2 separate regions of the Homo sapiens genome follow, and region 1 is linked to region 2. A link is a contact called in ENCODE Hi-C or POLR2A ChIA-PET data. All regions are on one chromosome and are shown on one strand. Each heading gives the region's core, a stretch centred on a gene start or an enhancer-like site at or near the end of the contact. The rest is flanking DNA. Distances are from core to core; before and after follow the strand shown.

Evidence for each region. A loop is a pair of places that touch in the nucleus more often than their neighbours do. ChIA-PET counts read pairs that join two places held with the same protein, here RNA polymerase II (POLR2A). Pooled maps may share reads with other maps.
Region 1: a map of chondrocyte shows a loop between it and region 2 (2.8-fold over the local background). The contact joins two enhancer-like sites. A Hi-C loop is called at or near these places in 3 of 168 maps with a recorded cell type or tissue (chondrocyte and naive thymus-derived CD4-positive, alpha-beta T cell) and 6 of 50 pooled maps. POLR2A ChIA-PET finds 5 or more read pairs at or near these places in 1 of 52 experiments (HCT116).

The regions. Positions count from the first base shown.
Region 1 is chr9:96,059,596-96,064,360 of GRCh38, forward strand. No RefSeq gene overlaps it. Among named protein-coding and RNA genes, the nearest start is that of LINC00092, 40 kb to the left of the region's middle. Within about 2 kb of position 1,781, at least 9 of the 41 ENCODE cell types and tissues checked have a DNase peak (open chromatin) inside an H3K27ac peak, as active enhancers do.
Region 2 is chr9:96,008,123-96,012,962 of GRCh38, forward strand. ERCC6L2 (ERCC excision repair 6 like 2) reads left to right here. Exons shown (of 19, transcript NM_020207.7): 19 at 4,103-4,840. Among named protein-coding and RNA genes, the nearest start is that of LINC00092, 11 kb to the right of the region's middle. Within about 2 kb of position 1,754, at least 5 of the 41 ENCODE cell types and tissues checked have a DNase peak (open chromatin) inside an H3K27ac peak, as active enhancers do.

The DNA.
Region 1 (4,765 bases), core at 531-3,030, 52 kb after region 2:
CTAAAGTTGATTGTGGTGATGAGTGCACAACTCTGTGAATATATTAAAAACCATTGAATTGTGCACTTTAAATATGTGAATTGTATGGTATTCAATCAAAGCTGTTCCAAAGAGAAAAATAGATGAAAACTGAAAAACAAAGGCTCAACCCACAGGCTGCTTTCTCTAGTGCTGAGGTTTCAATATTAAATGAGCAGACTGGCCCTTCGTAAGTGAGAACACAAAAGCTGCTTAAACAGGTACCCCTTTGAGTGGAGACACACTCCTGCTCCCCAGCCGGAGTCCCCAGGTCTGGATTTTTGGATGACGTGAGCCTTGTACCCAGGCTGACAAGTAATATTAGACCACGTGTATTCTTTTTTTTTTATAGCTCAAATGTACAGACATTACAGAAAATTTGCAGAAATAGTATTAATACAAAGAACACCAATATAACCTTCACCCAGGTTCACCCATTGTTAACATTTTGCCGCATTTGCTATATCACTCTCTCTGTTATCTATCTATTTATATCTATCATCTATGTATCTGTCATCTTTCTTTTTTTCTGGTTTTTTTTTTTTTTTTTTTTTTTTTTTAGATGGTGTCTCACTCTGTCACCCAGGCTGGAGTGCAGTGGCACGATCTCGGCTCACTGCAACCTCTGCCTCCCGGGTTCAAGCGATTCTCCTGCCTCAGCCTCACGAGTAGCTGGGATTACAGGCATGTGCCACCATGCCTGGCTGATATTTTGTATTTTTAGTAGAGACAGGGTTTCACCATGTTAGTCAGGATGGTCTCAATCTCCTGACCTCGTGATCCACCTGCCTCAGCCTCCCAAAGTGCTGGGATTACAGGCGTGAGCCACTGTGTCCAGCCTGTATCTGTCATCTTTCTAGCATCTATCTATCTATCTATCTATCTATCTATCTATCTATCTATCTATCTATCATCTATCTATCTATCTATCTCTATCATCTATGTATCTGTCATCTTTCTAGCATCTATCTATCTATATCTATCATCTATGTATCTGTCATCTTTCTAGCATCTATCTATCTATCTATTTATCTATCTATCTATCTATCTGTCTAAGAGAGAGAACATAGGGTATGTTTCTGACCTCTCAATTCTATTTCGCTGATTTGTAAGTTTATCTTTATGGTAGGGACACGCTGTTTTGATTACTGTTGCTTGAAGATGGTACCTTTAGTGTCACTCATTCTTCCAACAAACAAACTGCCACAGTCAGTCCCCAGCCCAAGCCCTGCCCTTGCCCCTAAGGGTGTGGTGCCTTTTAAAGGTGCTCCTTCCCTGGGCATCAACATGTGGCTGTATCTCTGTGTTTCTCCCCCTTTCCAGCCTGTCTGCCATCTTTCTGTTGGCCATTTTACAGCTCAGGAACATTTCCATGGTTTTGTCCTACAAGCCCCCATCAGAGGGGATGGATCCGAGCAGGAAAGGCTCTGTTATGGGTTGAATTGTGTGCCCTCAGGTTTCCTAAGTTGAAGTCTTAACCCTGAGGTACTCGGAATGTGACCATCTTTGGAGACAGAGGCTTTACAGAGGTCATCAAGTGAAGGCAAGCTCACTAGGGTGGGCCCTCATCCAGTGTGACCAGTGTCCTTGTGAAAAGGGGAAAGGTGGACACAGAGATATGCTTACAAGGAATGCCATGTGAAGGGAGAAGATGGCCATCTACAAGCAAAGGGGAGAGATCTTCCCTCATGGCCTCACGAGGAACAGCCCTGATGATGCTGGATCCTGTGGCTCTCGCCTCCAGACTGGGAGACAGAGAACTTCTGTTGTTTGTGGTGCTTTGTCACAGCCACCCGAGTAGGCTCCTTGCTCCCCCTCCTGGTCCCTCAACCACAATGTTTCCCCTTTGCCTTGATGAATATTTCATTTGAAAAATGGCATTGGTTGGTTTAAAAGAAAAGTTTGGAAGTTCCTTATTCTTATCCACACTTCTCTCAGACGGGCGTGCTGATGCCCGCTGAAATGATCTATCTGAAGTTACAGAGTCCTTTCTTATGACTCACCATTTGCTTTCTTGGAGGATGAAGAAAGGAAGGAAAAGAGGGAGGGAGACTGGACCCCAGTCCCTGTGAGGCTGCTGGTGGCTAGTGAAGAAAGAGCATAGCTGCGTTGGCTTTGCAAATCAGCACAGCCAGCCACATCTCATTCTGCTGCAGCCTCAGGGAAGCAGACGTAGCCCTGTGTGTAGCTGCAGCATGGCCGCTAGCCTCCTGGGTGCAGATGCCATTGCCTAGCTCAGCACTTCCCCCTCCATTTGCTCCTGGGCCGTCCCTGCCTTCCAGGATGTGCTTGGGTGACTGGTCACTGGGCTTCTGGGGACTGTCAACTCCTAGAGGTTCTGAAGCAGCTGTTGCAAGATTATGAAGCCATTTGGTTTGTTTCACTGTTTTCCCTCCTCATCTCCTCTCTTTAAATCTTTCTTGCTCCCCTGTCTTGCATATTTGTGATGGATAGAGGTAGAGAGAGTTCTGGTGCTTTTGGTTTTACAAAGCTCTGGATCCAATCAGTGTTGCCAAAGATTGGATCGTATCTTCTCTAGAAGCTTTTTGTAAGTTTCTTATGTTCATTATGTCACTTCCCCCTCCCTCCACCAGAAAAGCTTGCATCAGCAAAAGTTGAAGTTGTTGCACGTTATTACTGGAAATGAGTTAACTTAAAACATGCTTGTTTAGGGAACCCACAGAAGCCATGCTTTTGTACTGACTCCATGCCAAGCCATTGTTTCAGTGTGAGGGCCTAAGTCTGCCCTCGTGAAGTCCTCGGCCTTGGGTGCTATAAGATACACAGTCTCTAAAACCCTTTGCTCCAAGTCTCCCTTATTTCGATGACATCTACTCAGAACCATCACTGGGCTTCACCCTTGCCCTTATTCTGTGATCCTGGTAGAAGGGGCAAGGAACACTACCTCAGGAACAAAGGTCACAATGGAGCGAGGTGCTACCCTTCTCCTGACAATGCTGTTATGACAAATGGTGCGGCTGCATCCCACTGTAACTTTACCTACAAAAACAGGCAGTGGGCCAGATTTGGCCTGCAAGCCTCTTTTTTCTTTCTTTCTTTCTTTCTTTCTTTCTTTTTTTTTTTTTTTTTTTGAGACAGGGTCTGGCTTTGTCACCCAGGCTGGCGTGCAGTGGTGCGATCACAGCCGGCTGCAGTCTCGACCTCCTATGGCCTGCAAACCTCTTGTTGATAAGTCACTTCACCTCTCTGAGTCCTAATGCCTTCATCTATGAGTTCTCCAAATATCCCCTGTGACCTTTCAGTTCACAGGTCCCAAGCAGAGTCACTGGAACAATTCGATTGGAATCCCCACCTGCCCTGAGGTGGCGCATCAGCCCTCTCTTACTGTGTCTCCTGGAATCCTGAGTATGTGTGTGTGTGAATGTGTGTGTGTGTGTGTGTGTGTGTGTGTGTGAATACAGTATACATCTCTGTGTGCGTGCACATATATCAATAAATAATCCCATAATCCCTCTGCTGTGTGTGGCCTCCTCATCTGACCACCCACCTGTCTGTGTTTACCCCACTAGTCTACACTGAAGTCAGGGCCCCACTGCTCAAGCTCTACACAAGCAGTTCAGTGTCATGGCCCAGTTTCTCCATGCAGGTGCCACTCACAGTGAGCTCCATGCCTCAGCCACCTGCCCTTGGTCCCTGACTCCCTTGACCCCCAGGAGAGCCAGTTCTGTCTCTGCCTGCCATCACTGCCCATCTCCCCATGGCCGGGAACATGCCTCTTCCCACGGCCCTGTGCTTGGAGCCCGGATGCTGTATTTTATCCCATTTTATCTCCCCAGCCCCCATGAGAGTGAGGCTCCCTGGTGAGGAAGGCTTGGTGTCTTCAGGGAGCTGTAAAGGAGATATCTTTGCCTGGGTGTGCCACTCTCTTCTCACGGCACACCAGTGTCCCACCCACCCAGTGTGCTGAAGGCCTTCCTTACCTGGGGAAGTTTCCTACTCAGGGGATTCTCTGCACTCCCATTTCCCAGAGGGTCCCAAGTCCTTCGGACATTTTTGAATCTCACTTGTGGCTTAAGTTCTTTTGAGTGGGGTCTTAGGAAATTCAGGCCAGACGACTGGACTCCAGTTTATGTGACCCTGAGAACTTAGTCACAATTAAGATGGTTCTGTCTGCCCGGAGCACACAGAGGCCCCCTGGGAACCAACACACAACTCCACATCCCACCAACTCTGAGTCTCAAGTCATCCAAGACGCTCCCTCTCTCTTGTAAAATGAGTTTTACTCTATTGTATCTTACTGCCTTGCAGCTCTGAACTCCCGTGACTCCCCAGCAATACCTAGGGGGAGGAACAGCAAAGTATTAGAAAGGCCTTCCTTGGACTAACTGGTGTAACTGGGAAAAAAGGTATAAAGCCTGTGACAATTCTAAACACCCTGGCTGTATACAATAACTCCAGATTTGGAAATATGACATAGCCTGTGTTTTTGGCTACTACTAGTAATTAAACCTGGATCTGTTTCACCCGAAGCAAGAGCACTAGTGGGCCTGGAAGAGTGAATGCAGAGCCGTGTGGCTCTGGGCTCACTGTGCGAAAACCCAGAGCCCTCCTTCCAGCAAGGGAGCTTTGCTGCACCAGCACTCATGACACCCAGGGCTTTAGCCAGTTAGAGTCACATTGTGCAACTGACATGCCCATTCTCCCAGGCCAGAGTGACTGCTGGATGTATCACTTCTCTACTGCTATGAGAGAAACCACCTCAACGCCTAGAGACTTAAAATGACGA
Region 2 (4,840 bases), core at 504-3,003:
ATTTTGCCAGGAGACTGACCATATACCTTTTTTTCCCTAAGTTTGCATGCGTTCTCTGTTCTCGATCGCCTCCAAGAGCCATGTTGGGACACTGGTTTGTTCTGTTCTGGGCTTCAATGTCAGTGCAACTTTAATATCTTCCCTAGATATATTGTATGCTGCTTATAGTCCTTTTTCATCTTCTTTGCTCACCAGTGCCTTCTTAAAAGGTGGTTTTGAAGCTGCCTCTTCAACCTCATGATCAGTAAGTTTGGAGGGGGACTCCTTTGTTGACTGGTAGTCTCTGAGTGAATTATCTAGCTTTCTTTTCCATGTATTTGTGACCTTACAGAGATTAGGGAACTTTGCAGGTGTTAATTCTTTGTGCCCTCTGAGTCAGAAGACTAAGAAATGGAAGTTCTTCCCCATGTTTCTCAATGAGTCGTCCTTCAATGCTCATGAATTTCATTATGTCACAACCTGCACCAGGGAGCAGTGAGGCATGATTGAATCCTTCCTCAATGAAACTTCACATTATAACATATGAGGTCATTTCAGAAAAGGTTGTGATGAGCTTAAACTGACTTATGAAGGCACACCCAGTGACCCCAAGGTTAGGGTCGGTACCAAGTTGAAAGAGTAATCGTGTTATCTTGATGTCAAGACCCTTGCTAGCTAGTCATGCTGCGGCTTCGTTGAAGTCACATGCTGGGTTGAGTTTGACAGAGGTTGTGGTGCCTCCTGGCTTGACAGCTGAGAGTAGAGCACTGAATCTTTTGTTTATCTGCTGCATCAGGTTACAGCTGGGTTTGCACACAGCATTATAGATAAGCGAGAAAGCAGCCTTCACAGCCTTGCACTTGGTGGTAACATTACCCATTTTTCCAGTCAGGTATGCACCATGGTGCTATTTTTATTTTGCCTTTCTCTCCAACAATTGATCTGTCCAGCCTGATGAAATCCTTCAGCTCCGGCACCAGATCAGATGTTGCAATCAGCATTGTGAAAGTGACTGATACAGCACCTGCTGTGGTCGGGGAGTTTGCTTTTGGAATGGACACAATGCTGTACAGCATGCTGCATACGCATCTTGAGCCGTGGGCAGAGCGATGACAGACTCGTCAGCTTCGTTGAGTTCTAGTGGCATGTTCAAGTGTTTCAATCACTATGTGCCTTATTGGCTTTGGTTACCAATTAGGGATGTAGAAGTAAAACTGTCCAACCATGTACATTTTACCACCCTCTTTTCCATTAACTGTCCTAGTCAATCAGAATCAAGACTGCACCTCCCTCTACTGCAGTCACATGATCATCTGAATGAAGTGTTCAGTCCTCCTCTCCTTCCGGAAGCTTAGGCAGACAGAAGATGAATTTAGGTGTGTTCCACCTCCCTTCCTCCAGAAAGAGAGAGGATTTTGAATTGTATCCATGATACATAACTGCTTTTGATACACTTGCTGAAAGATACATATCTTTGGTTTCTTTTTTTCCCCCTTTCCCTAAGTGGGTTATGGAAGTCTACTCTAGTTAACTAACTTTTCTTCACAAACTGGCTGGCTTATGCCCCCTGTTTGTACCCTGCAGTTCCTTAAATTCTTAGAGAAAATTCTGAAGGCCCAGAATTAGGAAAGCCAGTTAAAAGGCAGAAATAAAGTGAATGATAATTATAGCTTATCCTGTAAGCAGCAACCATGTGGCATAGTGTACTTGCAGACTACTCAGATAAAATGAGGTTAGAAGCAGCTCTCCTCCCAGAGGTGACAGCTCACAGGGTCACGGGTGAGGTCGTGGTTTCAGCACAGCAGAGGTGAAGTTACTTTGGCAGTTGCTGAGACACCACCAAGCCTTGGATAAATAAAAGACATCAGCTTGTAACCTTGCCAATCACTTAATCTTTACAAACACAAATATTTAATAGAAGGGCCATGAAAATGGATTTGAAGATGAAAAATAGACAGAATAATATCTCATTACTTCATGTGAAGTGAAAACTGGAACCTCTTAAGAACATGCTTGTTACTTTCCAACAAGAACATTGGCAATTTCCAGGACAGAAAGTTGGAGTCATGTGTATGTGTTACTAAATATTCTGTTGGAGATGAAAGTGGCTGTTGATCAAGCATGTATAGTATCTGGATTTCGGGAAGTTAACAAGACAGTGTAGTGAGGACTAGAAGCCACAGGCCCATCTGAAGCCACAAAAGAAAGTTGTGAGTGTGCTTTATGGTCTGCCCCTAAAAGCAAAGGAAACACAAACTATGTAACCTGGTCTACGTGGCAGAAAGAAAAGTGGCATTGAAGCTCCTACTAACATACATTAAAAGTAATTTTTTTAATGCTAAGGATTCTCTGTTTTGCATAGGATAAAATTCAAACTTCTAAACTTGGCCTACGGACCCCCTATGATTTTTAGCCTCTTCCTTGCAGTTTCTCCTGCCCCTCTGTGAACCAGGTCATCTTGGACCTGAGCCTGTACATGCACCCTCTCCCCCTGGGAGACTTCCTCACTCATCATTACCTGACTGACTTGTCAGGAAGAGACACCCTTTCTATCCACCTTGCCTACCACCAATCACTGACCTAGGTTCCCTTTCTATGAATGCCAGTAGTGCCCCATATTTACCTCATGGTAAATTTACATTATGGGTTTATCACTCTATTCTACTTTGATTTTCATGCATTTGTCTAGCCCAAGTAAACTGTAAACTCCTTGAAGATAGGAAACGGAGTCTTATTTGCTGTTATATAGTTCCTGCTATAGTGCTTAGCACATAACAGGCTCTATAAATATTTGTTAAGTGAATAAATAAATGAATGTTTTAAGGAACTATGGTGTAAAATATAATTTCTAAAACTTTAGGACTTTTAATCAAGTGCTGCTGCACTCACTATCTATGACTTTTGTTCAAAGGAGTATTTATAAACATTGAGCTGTTCTATCTCATGGCCCAAACTCATCATCAGCAAAGCAATACCCATTGTCTTAGTCTGCTTGGATTGCCATAACAAAATACTATAGACTGGGTGGCTTAAACAACAGAAATTCGTGTCCACAGTTCTGGAGGCTGGATGGCCAACAACAAGAAGTTAGCTGATTCAGTTTCTGGTGAGGGCCCTCTTCCTGGCTGGCAGGTGGCCACCATCTCCCTGTATCCTTACATGGCAGAGAGGAAGAGACAGAAGAGAAAGAAACTGTGTGGGTTCTCTGGCATCTCTTCTAAGGACACTAATCCTGTTGGATCAGGGTCCCACCCGTATGACTTCATTTAACCTTAATTACCTCCTGAAGGCTCTAACTCCAAATACTGTTACGTCCTGGGTTAGGGGGCTTCTGCATGATTTGGGGGAGGGGCACAGTTTAGTCCATGGCACCCTCATTTAGGGAAAGGAGCAGGGCTCATTGCCCAGGTCCCTAAATCTTTCTGCCTCTATCTTACCAAGGTTCTTGAAGGCCCATTTCCTCATACATGCATACAACAGCTTTTATTAGTATCTTACACTAAGAATACAACACATTTCTTCTAATAGCATCTCACTCCTTAGCTTAGGTGTCCATGCCAACTGGGGAAAAAATAGTCTAGGTTTATCAGTTTAGAACTTTCCTTTGGGCTCATCAAAAAGTCTTGTGCGATTTCTATGTTGTATTTGTAAAAGAAGGGGAAAAGGAGAGGGAAGGGAAAAAAATGTCTTTCTTAATTTTTCAGAATTTGCTCTTTTCGTTAAGATTCTTTGACAATTTCATTTCATGAGACTTGAATACAATATAGATTTTCAAGTACAGAGTCTATAAATCATGATCCTCATGTCAGTCATAAATTGGCTCAAAGGAGGAGTAGCATGCTGGGCCTCCATAATTCCCAGGAAATACCTAATATAATAGCATAAATCAAAATAACTTACAAAGCTGGTGATTTTGTGAGCTAAAATACTTTTCTCAGTAGCATAAGGGTAGAGGCCTCACTCTACTAGGATAAAATGCGTTTTCATTGTGGAATTCAGCAGACGTATGCTAAAGGAACAAGATTACCTTCTGTGGACTCTACATTTCCTCTTACTGGTGATGAGTTCTTTCAAAATAAAATGTAATGAAAATAACCACTAGTTTTGTTCATTTAATCTTTAGAAAACAATTTGAAGAAATGGCCTCTTATTTTAACTCGTCTTCTGTAAACGAATTTGCTAAACATATAACCAATGCCACATCAGAAGAACGACAGAAAATGCTAAGAGACTTTTATGCTTCTCAATATCCAGAGGTAAAAGAATTTTTTGTGGATTCTGTGTCACAATTCAACAATTCTTCCTTTGAGAAAGGAGAGCAGCGCACCCGGAAGAAATCTGATAAAAGAGAATCTCTTATAAAACCAAGGCTGTCAGATTCTGAAACCTTGTCATTTAAAGATTCTACCAACAAAATTTCTCAAGTTTGCAGCCTAAAAACATATAAAAGAAAATCAGTTAAGTTTCAGAATCATATTTCCTATAGAGAAGAGGTGTTTTTTAATGATGCAGAAACTAAGAAATCACCTGTTAGTTCTACTCAAGAGATTGACAGTGGGAAAAACAGCCAGGCATCCGAAGATACTGTGACATCCCGTTCTCTGAACAGTGAGTCTGAAACACGTGAGAGAAGGTTAGAAAATACCATGAAAGACCAACAGGACCTCACAAGAACGGGCATTTCAAGAAAAGAACCCCTTCTCAAATTGGAAAACAAAAAGATAGAAAATCCAGTGCTGGAAAATACTTCTGTGATAAGCTTACTTGGTGATACCTCTATTCTTGATGACCTTTTTAAAAGTCATGGGAACAGTCCCACACAACTGCCAAAGAAAGTTCTTTCAGGGCCCATGGAAAAAGC